Linked DNA regions of Homo sapiens: region 1 is linked to region 2. Evidence: read pairs that join two places in POLR2A ChIA-PET (ENCODE). Cell type or tissue: HepG2. All regions are shown on one strand.

The links. ChIA-PET counts read pairs that join two places held together with the same protein. Peaks named below come from ENCODE experiments on the same cell type or tissue, not always from the same donor. Only the 100,000 strongest peaks of a DNase experiment are listed, where the experiment ranks them.
Region 1: POLR2A ChIA-PET joins it to region 2 with 5 read pairs; 1 of 35 experiments calls an interaction of 5 or more read pairs at or near these places.

What each region holds. Positions count from the first base shown.
Region 1 is chr6:157,567,009-157,575,008 of GRCh38, forward strand. All of the region lies in intron 2 of ZDHHC14 (zDHHC palmitoyltransferase 14), which reads left to right. Among named protein-coding and RNA genes, the nearest start is that of MIR3692, 42 kb to the left of the region's middle. RefSeq lists an enhancer at 5,824-6,556. In HepG2, no CTCF peak of the experiment used is centred here; DNase peaks (open chromatin) are centred at 3,353 and 3,923.
Region 2 is chr6:158,008,077-158,016,076 of GRCh38, forward strand. All of the region lies in intron 1 of SYNJ2 (synaptojanin 2), which reads left to right. Among named protein-coding and RNA genes, the nearest start is that of SYNJ2-IT1, 11 kb to the left of the region's middle. RefSeq lists an enhancer at 1,354-1,493. In HepG2, a CTCF peak has its summit at 706; DNase peaks (open chromatin) are centred at 245, 2,875, 3,645 and 6,985.

The sequences.
Region 1 (8,000 bases), 440 kb before region 2:
CCCAGCTAATTTTTGTATTTTTAGTAGAGACGGGGTTTCACCATGTTGGCCAGGCTGGTCTCAAACTCCTGACCTCAGGGTGATCCATCTGCCTCGGCTTCCCAAAGTGCTGAGATTACACGCGTGACCCAGCATGCCTGGCCTAACAAGGGGGTTTTATTACTTGTGACAAGTAAGGAGAACACCAGGGATGGTTCCCAAAACTGTCTTGTCAAGCTGGGGGCTGGGGCAGATGCAAAAACATAGGGTAATGAGGTGTGATCTAATTGGATCTTGTAATGCAATGATTCCGGGAGCCCCATCTGACTGCCGTGGGCTGAGCCTAGAGCTCAATCTGATTGGATCCTGGATGCCAGGCAATGTCCACTTCTTAATTTTGTCCCCATTCCTCACTCTAAGCACTTAGGTTCCACCTGTGGTTGCGGGCTTGGTTCATCTGGGCATGCTCAGGTTATGTGACCTTCAACCTGGAGGTCCATGACAACTGAAAAACAGATCACAACTTTGGTACATAAAAGTTGAACCCGCCGGGCGCCGTGGCTTTTGCCTGTAATCCCAACACTTTGGGAGGTTGAGGCGGGTGGATCACCCTGAGGTCAGGAGTTTGAGACCAGCCTGGCCAACATGGCGAAACCCCATCTCTGCTAAAAATACAAAAATTAGCCAGATGTGGTGGTGTGTGCCTGTAGTCCCAGCTACTTGGGACGCTGAGACAGGAGAATCAGTTGAACCTGGGAGGTTGCAGTGAGCCAAGATCACACCATTGCACTCCAGCGTGGGTGACAGAGTGAGACCCCATCTCAAAAAAAAAAAAAAAAGTTGGACCAGATTGGTTTGATGTGGTTACACTGAAGTAGTCCGTGTTAAGTGAGCTAATATTTGGACTCAGCCCCTTACAGCACTGTAGGGCTGCCAGAAGGCCAAGAGCTGACTTAAAATTTCAAGAGCTGCAGGTGGCCCCAATGAGTGAAATACCTCCTTGTCATAGAGCTTCAGAGTGAAGTAAGAATCTGAAAAACATTTTACTCACTTATAACCAGCCTTTAGGGGAAATAGAGGGGACATCTTTCAAAAATCATTATGAAAACTATGAACTTGCATTTTTTTCCAAAGCAGCAGAAATACTTCATTGACATCTAAATTTATGAATTGTAGGGAACCAATTTCTTTTGCAAATGTTTTATGCCTATTTCCAAACTGTTTCAAAAGCGATAGTTTTTTCTCACTACAAAGTAATATATATGTCCATTATAGAATCCTTAAAAAGAATAAAGAAGAAAATGAAAATTGATTTTAATATATTAAAGGTACTTAATTAATTCTACCAAAGATATAATAATTAACATTTTTATATATCCTTCCAGTTTTTTTCTCTGCATAATGTATTTTTACCCAATGGGATCACATTGTACATTACTATTTTGAAGGCAGATTTTTTTTCCTCTTAATATACTTGAACCTTTCTTCACAGGAATTCCATTTTTAATAGGTGTGTAGTAATCCACTGTATGATCACATCATCATTTGTTTAATAAATCCCGTCTTGTTGACATTGAAGTTGATTCCAGTTTTTAATATTAATTAAAAACAATGTTGCACTCAGTATTCATGAAAATTTCCTTAAGTCAAATGCCTAAAAATGCTGTTGCTGGGCCAAAAGATACATACGTTTTTAATGTTTTGAGATATACAACTAACTTGTTCCCCCTAAGGCTGTATAAATTTATATCTTCACCAAAAGTATATGAGCATGCTTATCCTCACTGTTCTCAACAATACCAAATATTGTCAAGTAAAATTAACTTTTGACCTCGCTTGTTTGAAATTGGGGGTTGGGGGCAAATCACAAACTTTAAAAAATATATTTACTGATAGCTGTTATTTCTTTGTGTGAGTTGCCTGTTCATCTTTTTTGCCCATTTTATCACTGGACTATTTGACTTTTTTCTATTTATTTATTAGAGCTCTTTAAAGATACTACCCTTTGTTATATATGTTACAAATATTTTTCTACTTTATCATTTGCATTTTTATGAAGTTTTTTTGACATACAGGTCTTTTATTTTCTATGTGGTCAGAGTATCAATCTTTTCTTTATGTTGCCAAACTTATGTGACAAGCCAACCTATATAGAAAAAGATTGATAGTCTAACCATATAAAAATTTAAAAACCCGTATGTCCAAAAACCTTTCCCTACTCCACTCCTCCTAATCAGATAAGTTTATGTATATTTTTCTAGTTCTTACATATTATAATTTTTTACATTTTAGTCTCTGGTATGTCTTTGAAGGTGTGGTTTTAACTTCAGGTTCTTCCCTCAAATGATTAGCTGTCTATCCTAATTTTGTTTATTTGTAATAAATAAAATAATAATTAATAATAATCCATGCTTTCCCCACTGATTTGAAAGGCTGTATTTATCAGATACTAAGTCTTAGAAAATTTGTCTATTGGGGATCTTCTATTTTGTTTCAGTATTTTATTTATTCCCGGGCCAATGATTTCCCCTTATTATTTTACTTTTGCAAATATTCTCACGTTTATTCTTCCAGATGAAGTTTAGAATCATTTTGTCAAATTTGTCAAAATTTTTCTAAATCATATTGAGATTTCTATTAGCATTGTAATAGATGTATAAAGTAAGTTGGGAAGAAGTGACATATTTAAAATACTGAATCTTCCACCGCAGGAAGCAGAGTGTCTCTCTGTGGTTTTCAAAACCCCCTTCAAGTCTCTATATTGTTGTATTGTTTTTTTCTTCACACGGAAGCTACCTACCATTTTTTTGTTAGCTTTATTTCTAGAGTTTTGTGGTTATATTTTTCTGTTTCAAAGGAGACATTGTCTTCTTTGTAGTTTCCAACTGTTTGTGTCATTAAATATATAAAAATACTTTTAAAGCTTGTATATATATTGGTTTATATTTGTTAACCTTAATGAAGATTTTTATTCATTTTATCCAATCTGTGTTGATTAGAGGCAAAAAAGAAAAGAGCTTAGGACCATAATAGATGGGCATTTTTATTCTTTAAAGTATAGTGTACTTATAAATAGCATCCCCTGCTTCTGTACTGGTAATCCTAATTCTCTTTTCTTCAATGCTAAAGATAAAATCTTGCACCAGTCCGGTGTAGAATGAGTGATAAACCAGCCCTTGCATTCAGGTCTTTTGCTAATGCTCTCAATATTAATGCCACTCAAACTTCAATAAAAGCCTGTCTGATTTTCCTGGTGATAATGGTGAAGCCTGGCCCTGCCATAGCGTGGTATCCAGTGTCCACTTTTTACCTTTGTTCTTGTCTACTTGTCTTACAATAATGCAAACACTGACAACCCAAATTGATCTCTATCACTGTACAATATTTACCCATTTCTGACAATGCAGAAATTATGTACCACAAAGTGGAAACACACAAATATTTCTAGCTTTGGCTTTCAGTGGAAGAACTGATCTTCACTTACGCAGCACAGCGGTTTTGTGTATATACTCAGAGAACTTTGACACAATTTGAGGGAAATTAAAACTTTGCAAGGACAAAGCCACTTTCTTTTCCTTTCAAGGGCAAGGCTTTGGCATCCATGTGGAAAAAAATAGTATGGAAAATATAAGGTAGTCATTAATTTTCATTTTGTTATGAGCATGTATTGGATTAACTCAGTTAAACTAAAAAGGTCGCAGCTACTAAACACTTTCTTTTTATTGTTTTTAATTGTACTAATTAGTGATATATATATGTATATACATACACACACACACACACATATATATATACACACACACACACATATATATACACACACACACACATATATATATATATACACACACACATACATCTATATTGCCCTTCTGAGTCTGGGCAGCCCCTGAAAAAAGAGCTTTTGATAGCTGTGAACATCATAGCATCTGACAGTTCAAGGTCTTTGCATGAATTACAATGTCCCTGAACTGCAGGAACTGAGATTGTCATGGTTTAAAAATGGAGAAGCTGAAGTCTGTTTTCTCCACCAGATCAAAGAATCATACTCTTTACTGGGGCCATTCTATGTTTCCATTTTCTGGAACTTATATTTTCAAAACAATTTGTAGGAATATTTGTGTTTCTATTCATGGAATCATTTTTGAACATTGATGTTTGCCACTCCGCATTCACGTTAAAGTTCAAGCAAATAGCCACTTCAACTTCATGAGAGCATGCCTATGTGCACGAGAGCATTCCTTGAATGAAACGTACTTTATTAGGGTCTTTCTCACCTAAAATCAGCATGCACTCTAGACCACAGCTATTGTCTGTCATGATGTTTTTCAAACTGTGCCTCCTGGAGCCCAGGCAAGGGACAGACATGTTGGGTGTCCCCATAAACCAGAGCTGCTTCACTCTCATCTGTTTTGTATACTGAGGTTCTTTGTAAAAGTTTCTTTGAACGGAAACTCACGATGCTATAAATAACAACAAAAACAAACAGTTTAAACACCTGGCCTGGCTGTTTTACTGGGCAGACCTTCCATAATTAACTAGATAATATCAGCTCTTTGGGTGACGGGAGCATCTTCGTAAGTGGCTTGCATCTTTCTCTTTTGTCTGTGTTTTTAGCCAGCTGCTTAGATTCCCCAGCTAATGGTACTGAAATGCAGCCTTGGGGTTCAGCTGTTACTTGTATGGTGTACAAACCTGTCTCTCTCAGCTGTACACAGGGAGCTGTTATAAAAATGCATATTCTTAGCCCCTCCTGCAGATAAGAATCTTCAGGAATGAGGAATCTGTATTTTTTTTTTTTTTTTTTTTTGAGCCTGCTAGGTAAGTAAACCTTTCGTGAATGGTGCTTGGGGCGGGGACTTCACCAAGCTTAGCTAACTAGTTGGCTGACTTGCTGTTAATTTTGTCCTGCCTGCTAATAAGTGTGTGCACCTACGGCAAGGCTCCTCAGATTTTCACGTGCATCCAAATCCAAATTCAGGGTGGGAGGGTGTGTGGGGAATCTTTGAAAATGCAGATTCTGGCTCAGCAGGGTCGGGGCTGGGAGGAGACGCTGAGATGATTCATTTCTAATAAGCTTCCTGGTGATGCCAATACTGCCAGTCCATGGCCCACACTTTGAGTAGCAAGACCCTAGGGCAGGGCCTCTCAGCCTCAGCACTCTTGATATCTGGGGCTGGAACGTTCTTTGTTGGGAGGGGCTGTCCTGCACATTGTAGGACATTTAGCAACACCCCTGGCCACCACCCACTAGGTCCCACTTGTGACACTCCCTCCCACTCATGACAACTACAAACATCTCTAGATGGTTTCAGATTTCCCCCGGGAGGCAAATCGCCCTGGTTGAGAACCACTGCCCTAGATGATCCCGATCATCAGCCAAGTTTAAGATCTGCCATGAGTATGATTTGTCTGCACACTTAAATTATTAAAAAATACAGATTCTGGGTTTATCTGGCCTCCCTAGAGTACAAGCCACAATAAGAAAGAGGACTAACCTTTTTTTTTATTTTATTATTATTATACTTTAAGTTTTAGGGTACATGTGCACAACGTGCAGGTTTGTTACATATGTATACATGTGCCATGTTGGTGTGCCGCACCCATTAACTCATCATTTAGCATTAGGTATATCTCCTAATGCTATCCCTCCCCCCGCCCCCCACCCCACAACAGTCCCCGGTGTGTGATGTTCCCCTTCATGGACAGAGGACTTACCTTGTTTACCACTGTATCTACAGCACCTAGAGGACTGTTGGGCATACAGTAGGTGCCTAATAAATATTTGAATGAATGCATAAAGAACCTAGCACTGCATAGCACATGAAACTCATTCTTCGAGGCCACCTGTTTCTGTTCTCTATTAAGTAGACAGAAAAAGGTTTTCTACTAATACTTCCATTGGGCTTTTTCCCCCGTCAATTCCTTGTTAAGGCCCTAAGTAGTCAGGTTCTCTTGGGGCTAGAGGGCCTATTTAAAGTTCTTATCCTACAAATGCCTTCTTCTTGACAAAGTTCTCTCCTCAAGAGATCATCCCACATGCCCTTTGATGACCAAGTCTGGGAAAAGCCCAAATCCTTTGTGTTTTCTAACGAAATTACCCCCTACAACTCAAAACCAGCTTCCTGTTCCGAGAAAGGCAAGGATTGTCTGCACTCGCCATCCCCCTTTCTTTCGGCCCCACTCCCCTTTCATCTTTCCCACCACTTACACCCTCTTGCCAGCTGTTGAGGAGCTCTGGGGACTCCTCTGCAAGTCAGAGCGCGGTCAGGGCTCTCCAACCCTTGCACCGGGTGCACCCTGTGCTCCCTCCCAGAGCTGGAAAGCATCCACGCCGGTTCCATCTCATTCCATGGGACCAGCATGTACCCAGTGGCAGGCCTTTCATGTCCTGCTCACCTCACGAGGGCAAGCCCGACAGAATGGTTTGAGCCTAAGTAGAAAAAAATTTGCCCAGCCTCCTGGCCCTGCATGCCTCCAGCAAGGGCAGAGAGACGAACCATCTCTATGCGGGACATGCCCCAGGGCCCCTTCTAGATCCCCATCCCTGTCATGTGGGGTAGGCCCCCTGCTGCCCACCCTGGCTCCCTCCTACGCCCTTCATGAAGGATCCCTCTCCAAGCCCATGCAGCCTTAAATTATTCCAGCTTTGGTCTCTCACAGTGCTTAACCCCATGCCCTTCCCATCTTTGTGCACGTGGTCCAAGCATTCTGGGCATGATGGGTTAATCCTTCCTGCCAGCTGCGCATCCTGGCTGAGCTTTGTTTCCAGTACTCTCCATCCAGCCCAGAGGAAGCGCAGCTCAGCCATGGTGCTCTACTCCCAAGGAAGCCCCAGGATGTCCCTGCCAGGGTCCACCCTCCCACATCAGCATTCCCCGTGCCCATGGGCCTTGGTGGGGAGATGCACGGATGCTATGGGGTCTGTGCTCAAGCATGCTGGGGAACGCTACTCTGTGAGAAACCTCGGGGTCGGGGGGGAAGTTCTTTGCTCTTAGGTTCCTAGGGCCTCGGCTGTGCTAATGCTCACATCAGCTTCCTAGAGGGAACACCAGAATTTGGGTTTTCCCAAATGTGTTTGGCATGGACTAAATGACTCAACAACACCACACTCTACACCTCTCTGTTGTTCCTTGCCTTTAAACATACGAGATGCCAGGTGTGGTGGCTCATGTCTGTAATCCCAGCACTTTGGGAAGCTGAGGCAGGTGGATCACTTGAGGTCAGGAGTTTGAGACCAGCCTGGCCAAGATGGCAAAATCCTATCTCTACTAAAAATACAAAAATTAGCTGAGCATGGTGGTGAATGCCTGTAATCCCAGCTACTCCAGAGGCTGAGCCAGGAGAATCACTTGAACCCGGGAGGTGGAGGTTTCAGTCAGCCGAGATCGCGCCACTGCACCCCAGGCTGGGTGACAGAGTGAGACTCCGTCTCAAATAAACATTGGAGCACCCGTGTCATTGCTGAATACTTACCTCCAGCCTAGGCCCTTCCTCTGAGGTCCAATTCTGCATGTGCCCCTCCCAGATGGTAGTTGCTCATGGTCAATACCACACCCATGACCTCCTCCCACTCCCCTCACCCAGCACCACAGAAACTCCCCTGGACTGCCCCGGGTTCCCTGCCTGAGCCAGAATCCAAGACTCACCCTGGTCACCTGCCTGGCTCTCATTCATTACGTCCATTCATCATTGGTTTCCCCATTTTAAAGTTTCTGGAATGTATCTACTTCTCTCCATCACCATGGCCACCACCCTATTTCAAGCTAACATCGTCTCAAGCTTGTATTCCAGATCCCTCCTAACTGGGCATAGATCCATTCTTTCTTCCCTAGCCGATTTGTCTTTGATACTGCAGTCGATGTGATATGACTTAATTGCCTACCTGATCACTTTACCACACAATACAGAACCCTTCTTGGCCTCTGTATTATTCAGTGCTCTCTAGAGAAATACCTGGAGAAACAGAATATATGTATGGGGGGCAGGGAAGAGGCGGGTTTATTTTAGGAATTGGCTTG
Region 2 (8,000 bases):
GATACCATGCCTAGCTAGTTTCATTTGTTATCTGCCTGGTGTGTGTAGACATCTGCTTTGTCACCTCCATTGTGGAGAGCAACATGGGGTTTCACCATGTTGGCCAGGCTGGTCTTGAACTCCTGACCTCAGGTGATCCATTCCCCTTGGCCTCCCAAAGTGCTGGGATTACAGGCATGAGCCACCACGTCTGGCCATGGTTGTGTTTTTTAAAAGAGCTCTTATCTTTTCCAGAGTCTTACTGAAATATTTACAGATGAAATAATGTGATGCCTGGAATTTACTCACAATAACCTAGGGCAGTGCTTCTCAAGCTTTGGCATGCATTCAAGTCCCCTGGAGGGCTCATTAAAACAGCTTTCTAGGTCTTGAGCCCAGAGCTTCTGATTCACAAGGCCTGGGGTGGGCCCCGTAACTTGTATTTCTAATGCTTGGTGCTGCTGGTGTGAGGAGCCCATTTTGAGTTGAGCTGATCTAAGGTATAGGAGAGTGAGTAGCCTGGGCGTGGGCTGGGAGAAGGTGGAGTTGGTGGGTACGTGGTAATGAAGGTACAAGGGTTTATTATGTCACCCTACTTTTCTTTGGAAAGTTCCGCAACTAAAAAGCACGTGTGTATGTGTGTCTGTCTGTCTGTCTGTCTCCAGAACTCTTCAGCTCTTCCATTGCTGCGCCCTGGCTCAGGCTAGAGTCCTCTCTTGCCCAGGTGGCGCTAGCACCTCCTAACTGGTCTCCTTCCTTCTCTCCTTGTTCCTCTAGAGTCAGTTCTCAACAGAGCAGCCAGGATGATCCCCAGACCCCTGCAGTGGCATTCAGAGTGACACCCAAAACCTTTCTGTGACCTCAAACTTCTGTGCAGTGTGTTCCCCACGCCACTTCCTCCATGAACCTTCAGTCACACTGCCCGCCTCGCTGGGGCTTGCACTGGTCAGGAGTGCTTCTGCCGCAGGACCTTTGCACGTGCCCTTCTGGGCCTACAGTGCTCCTCCACTCTCCATGCAGCCATCTCCCTGGCTTCCTTCAGGTCCGCATTCAGATGTCACCCTTGCAATGAGGCCTTCTCAGACAACACCATCTAAAATGTCACTTCCCCTTCCCCACTATTCATACCCTACTCCCTGCTCACTTTTTCTGCTCCGCGCCTGTCACTGTCTATATTGCACTGATTGATCTTATCTATCCTGGCAGGAAGCTTGAGCAGCGCCCGCCTCTTCCTGGCTGTGCCTCGGCAGTGCCCCCACCCCAGCCTCCCACCCCATCTTGGTCTGCACCCCCTGCCATCACTCATCCATTCATTCCTCCTGTTCCTCTTGGCCACTGCCAAATGCTGGATGGTTTCCATCTGTTTGGTTCACTGCAGTGTCTCTGTCCCTGGAAGGGTGCCAGCCACAGAAGGCACGAAGATGTGTCCACAGAGCCGGCGGCTAAAAATCTGGCAAGAGGAGTCGAGGAAGGGGGCTGAGGAGGTAGAAGGGAGGGCTTTCCTCAAAAGGCCAGAAATTCGTGGCCAGCCAAAGGGGAAGCAAAGACATTCTCGTGTAGGAAAACTTACAGGAAATGCAACTAAAAGCGTGGGAGACAGGAAGTCTGTGTATTTCTGAGATTATCAAGAAAGGGGGGATGGAAGTTGCAAATGGGCAGGCCAAATTCAGTCTGCAGAGGTGTGCTTCCAGCCCACGCAGTGCTTAAAATAAATGGAGATGGTTGCCAGCACTGGAAGGTCTGGAGTGCCCTGTCTCCTGGAAACACTGCAGCCTGGCACCACTGGGCTGGTGAGCATGACTGGCACCTGCAGCAGCTGCCCACCAGCTAATGGCAGGTGTGTGTTCTCTGCTCACCCAAAGCCCTTCCAGCAGCTTCATTTTGTTGTTGTTGTTTATTTGTTTTTGAGACAGGGTAGTGGTACAATCACAGCTCACTGCAGTCTTGACCTCCTGGGCTCAAGCAATCCTGCTATCTCAGCCTCCCAAGTAGCTGGGACCACAGGTTCCCACCACCATGCCTGGTTACTTTTTAAAAGAATTTTTGTAGGGATGGAGTCTCCCTGTGTTGCCCAGGCTGGTCTTGAACTCCTGGGCTGAAGCAATCCTCCTGCCTTGGCCTCCCAAAGTGCTAGGATTACAGGTGCGAGCCACCATGCCTGGCTAGCTTCATTTGCTACCTTCCTGGTGTGTGTAGACATCTGTGTTGTCACCCCCATTTTGGAAAGCAAAAAGGATTTCTTCTTCCTTCAAACATAATTGAGAAAATACAGTTGTTTGGGGGCAAGTAGGGTGCGGGGTGACTCTGGAACCGGCCTCCTGGGAAGCCAGGCCTCTGGGAGTGCTGGAGGTGGGCAGTGAGGCTGCCAGGCCCCTGCCTTCTGGGGTGGGGTGCATGCTCCTGATACATCAGAAGGGTCGGGGGAGGACTTGGAGGTGAAGGCACTGCAGGAAGAGAGGAAGCTTACTGGAGAGACGGTCAATGGGGCAGTCAGGCTTTAAAAGGACGGGCCCACCAAGTGAAAAGATGACCAAGTGTTTGGGCTGAATTGTGTCCTCCAAAAGGATATGTTGAAGCCTAACCCCCGGGACCTCAGAAGGGGATCTTATTTGGAGATAGGGTTGTTGCAGTTGTAACGCTGAGATGAGATTATACTGGAGTAGGGTGGGCCCTTAATCCAGTGTGACTGCTGTTCTAAGAAGATGTACATGTGACAATGGAGGGACATGTGGGGAGAGGATGGCCACGTGATGATGGGGGGGACATGTTGGGAGAGGATGGCCACGTGACAACAGGGGGATGTCAGGAGAGGATGGCCTCGTGACAACGGGGGAATGCCAAAAGAGGATGGCCTCGTGATGACAGGGGACACATGGGGAGAGGATGGCCTTGGGACGACAGGACATGTGGGGAGGGGATGGCCACGTGATGATGGGAGGACATGTGGGGAGAGAATGGCCACATAATGGTGGGGGGACACATGGAGAGAGAATGGCCACATAATGGTGGGGGGACACGTGAGGAGAGGATGGCCACATGACAATTGGGGGACACCACGCGGGGAGAGGATGACCACATAACAACGAGGGGACATATTGGGAGAGAATTGCCACGCGACGACGGAGGAAGGGACTGGAGTGAGGAAGTCATAAGCCAAGGAACGCCAAGGACAGAACAAGCAGCAAACACAAGACACAGGGCCAGGTAAGGAGGTCCCCGGCTCCAGGTATCAGAGGAGCCCTGCTGATGCCTGGATTTCAGCTCTCTGGCCTCTGGACCCAGAAGAGAATGAAGTTCTGCTGCCTGGGGCCTCCCAGTTTGTTTACAGTGAGTCTGTTCATGGTGGAGAAACATCTTCTCATGATGTTCCTGTCCACCATGGTCAAGGCCTGTTTTGAGCTCCTGCATTGTATAAGTCAGAGGTAAAGCTGTTTTTCTCAAGGGGTCAATAATTGACAGTATTGGAATGGGACAAGGTGGTCCTGTTGGGTTTTGTTTGTTTGTTTTTAAAATATGAGGATAGAAAGTCGTGTTTTTACTTGTGCTTAATTTTCCCAGTGGCCGGGATGTGAAGTCCACGCCTGTCATCTGTAATGCACCAGGGCAAGGGGTCGGTTTTGTTTGCATAGCTTCTCCCAGGGTCATCTTCCCACCCCTCAAGTGTGGATTTGGCCACAACACTTTGTTTAGCAATTTCCTGTCATTTTGTTTTATTTGGTCAGGCTTATTTGCATAGTTGAATGAATGCACAAAGGCCTCCTTGTTTCGTGGTTCACAAAGTCAGAACTGGATCATACCAGGGCATACGGGTTCTGTTTCAAGGCTTTGTAAAGCTGCTAGGGTTGAAATAGGTATTTTTGGTGTCGGAATTATTTTATTGCATTTATCAGTTTATCTACTGAGATGGGGCACTGAGAACTGCTGATTTACCTCTCTGCAGCCCTGTCTGCAGTACCTGAAGGCTGGGGGAAGACATTTGGCAATGCACACAGCCTTTGTTTCTGCCTGTGAAGTTGGGGTTTCATAGGCCACCTCCCAGGAGGGCCCTGTAGGTGCATGACAGAGTCCGAGTGTCTCACCAGTGGGTTTGTCATTGCACCCAAGCAGATGCTGGGGGAGAGGATGCCTCTTCCTTCTCCTCACCCTTCATCAGTGTGTGAGCAGAGGCAGGAGACCTGTGGGCTGGAAGGCCCACATCCTCCTTCCCAGGCTGTGAATGTGGCACTTACATGGCAGGAGGACTTTGCAGATGTGATCAGGACCTTGAGAGGAGACATTATCCTGGATGATCTGGATGAGTCCATCGCACTCACAGGGTCCTTAAAAGCTGGAAGAGGGAGGCCAGGCAGGGAGAGGGAAGGAAATGTGAGGATGGAAGAGGGATCCGATTGCCGCGATTGCTGAATTTGAAGAGGAAGGAAGGAGCCGAGAGCCAAGGAATCCAGGCAGCCTCTGGGAGCTGCAAGAGACAAGGAAATGGATTCTGTCCTGCAGCCTTCGGAGCAGATGCAGACCTGCCGACACCTTCCTTTCAGCTCAGCGAAATCCATTTCAGAATTTTGAGTGCAGAGCTGTAAGGTCATGAGTCTGTGCTGCTTAAGCCACTGTGTTTGTAGTCATTTGTTGCGGTAGTAAAGGAGACTAATATGCTATTTTGCCACCATTCTGAGCTTTTGAGGCAGGCTGATGGAAAAGGTGGGACAGTGGCTTCCCAGTACTTTTCTAAGTGATCCTGAGAACCTAATATCCCAGGCACTTCATATTCTGTAACTCTCCACCCTGCTGCCAGCAGAGTCTGCTTAGTCCTCAAGACGAGGGGCTTCTGCTGCTCTCAGAGGTTGATGATTTCATTGATTATCTTTAAGTTACTCTGCACTCTCCCTTCCCCAGAGAAAACCCAGTCAAATTCAAGTGAGCATTGGGGAAAATATTCATTCATTAAACTGGTTCTTAACCTTTTTGGGGGCACCGACCTCTTGAGATTCTGTTGAAAATGGGATTTTAGCCCCCATAAAAATACATATCAAAAATTTGCATAAATTTTGGCCAGGCACAGTGGCTCATGCCTGTAATCTCAGCACTTTGGAAGGCCGAGACGGGCAGATCACTTGAGGTCGGGAGTTCAAGACCAGCCTGGCAACATGGCGAAATGCCGTCCCTACTAAAACTACAAAAAATAGCTGGGTATGGTGGCGCATGCCTGTAATCCCAGCTGCTTGAGTGGCTGAGGTGGAAGAATAGCTTGAACCCAGGAGGTGGAGGTTACAGTGAGCTGAGATTGCACCATTGTACTCCAGCCTGGGCAACACAGCGAGACTGTCAAAAAAAAAATTGCATACAATTTTGAGAACAATTTTGTATACAGATTCCCCCAGGAGCTACCCCTTGAAGCTCCAATGGCTGCCAGGGGCTTCCTCTGTCACCCCAGGTGAAGAGCCCTTGTACAGATTAATTCACATTAAGGCTGATGAATGGCTGTTTTCCTAGTAAGTCTCCTCGCTGTTTGCCAGGTCCTTAAACCATGTTCAGTGGATCCTCATTATTTGTGGATTCCATATTTGTAAATTCATCTGCTCTCTAAAATTTGTTTGTCACCCCAAGATCAGAACTCATAGACACCAGCAGAGTGGCAAAAATGTGTTACCCGATGAGCCTTTTCCCAGCTGAAAAGGATGCTCTGCCATCTTGTTTCAGCCTCTTGGTGTAAACGAGTGTGGTTTTCATGATTTGTTTAGTGCCATGTTTTCCATGTTTTGTGCTTTTTCTTCGTGGTTTCACTGTTTGAAAGTGCTGTCTAGTGTTTCCAAGTGCAAGAAGGCAGTGATGTGCCTTATGGGGAAAATATGTGTGTTTGATAAACTGTATTCAGGTTTGTGTTCTAGTGCCACTGGTTGAGTGTTAACGAATCAACACTGTACAGATGATTCCTGACTTACGATGGTTCCTTCCAGTATGATTTTTCAACTTAACAACGGTGTGAAAGTGATATGCATTCAGTAGAAACCATCTTTCAAATACCCATGGGACCATTCTGTTTTTCACTTTCTGTTCAATAGTCTATACATTTCATAAGATATTCAACACTCTTTCAGAAAGTAGGCTTTGTATTTCATGATTTCGCCCAGCTGTAGGCTAACATGTGTTCTGGATAGGTGGAAGGCAAGCTGAGACATACCTCTATGGTGTTTGGTAGGTTAGGTGTATTGAATGCATTGTCAACTTAGGATATTTTCAACCTATCCTGGGTTTATCAGGACATGACCCCATTGTAAGTTGAGGACCATCTGTTTATTCAGTAAGGTGTCTTTTAAATAGAAAAACACATAAAACAAGGTTAGTATTGATTGATTGACAAAAATGTTGCAACCTGAGGCTTTCAGGAACCTAACTCTGCATTTCCTTTAGGAGTGCTGCTTGCTTCAGTATCTGCTGGTAACTCTATGGAACATAGCTACTGTGAATAATGGGAATTGGGTGTATTTTCAAGTTGTTGGCCTCTCCAGCTACGCTGGTAATCAGTCCTGCTCTTTAAATCACATCTTACCATCAGTCCTGCCTAGAGAAATGGAGGAAGGGAGGTCTCTGGTCTTACGGTCTGTCCCGACTCTCTGCCCCACCAGCTATGTCCCGAGAACCAGCCTGGACAGAGCCATCTGATTGGTGGGTGGTAGCAGGTCATGTTGTGAGGCCCTGGTGCCTGCCTTCTGTCCTCCTGTGCTCGCTAGAGGAGCATGAGGCAGGAGCAGCCAGTCCATGCTGGTTCCTGAGCGAGGCAGCTCTAGGGCTGCCAGCACCCACTCCTGGGGGGCTGAGGGTAGGAAGAGCTTCAGAGGGGAGGATGGGACTGTCTGACTATATTTCCAATCCCAGTTGGGACTTGTGGTCTGATGAGGACAAGTGCCTTTGAGGGGGATGGGGATGGTTGAGAGGAACCAGGAAATCAAATGTGTCCTGGAAAACATGGCATGGTGGATCTTTTGAGTTGGGGTGTTGGGATGTGTGTCAGCTAAAACAAGGTTCACCTGCTTCAAATGTTCATCCAAGCTTTCTACACTTGCCTCTCTGAGTCAACATCTTTAGAGACAGCAGGAAGTGATGAAAGTCAGTTCACAGTCCATCTGCTCTGAGGGCTTGGTATGAGGGGCTGATGTTTTCTGTCATTTTCTCCTTTCTAACATTTCACTTTGGGATCTTAGTTCCTGGTTGAAATTCCTTAACTGTGGGAGTCGAGGCAGCCTAAGAATCCTTTTCGGCTGCTTAAGACAATGAGGTAGAGAGGGAACCAGCTGCCCCTTTTCTTACCTCCATGATGATGTAGAAATGGTTCCATCCAGCCCAAGGGTTCTTCTGGGGCCCAAAGCTCCTTAAGGGCTCTGTGCATAGGATTTGAGGATTAGTTTTCTTGGGTGGGGAGAAAAGTCCATCTTTATTTGTATAAATCCTACCTGAAATGCAGCATTTCCTCTAATTAGGAAGGCAGGCAACAAAACCAGTATGTTAGCTATGTCTGTGACTCTGTCACCAATGTGGGTTAGCCGTATCTCTGACCCTGTCACCAATTGCAATTACAGATGTCTCCACATCACATTAGTGTTGTTTCAGATATCTTGAAGTAGCATTTGTTCCCATTACTAGTTTTAAATTAAGGTGGTTAATAGACCCCACTGGATTTTGCGATTTAATATGCTGATAAGGCACATATATTGCTATACTATAACATTTTTTAAAAATTTTGATAACTAGATTTCAATAAGATTGGTATTTGTGATCATATTTATTTTCTTGATTTTTATAACAGCTTTATTGAGATATAATTTCTGTACCATACAACTCATTAAAGTGTACAACTCCATGTTTCTAAAATATATTTTCAGGATTGTACAACCATCACCACCACCATCACCATAATCTAATTTTAGAATATTTTTGTCCCCCTTAAAAGAAGCTTCGTACTCATTAGCAATTATCTACATTCCCCCTTTCCCCACTCTCAGCCCCTGGCAACCACAACATCTACTTTC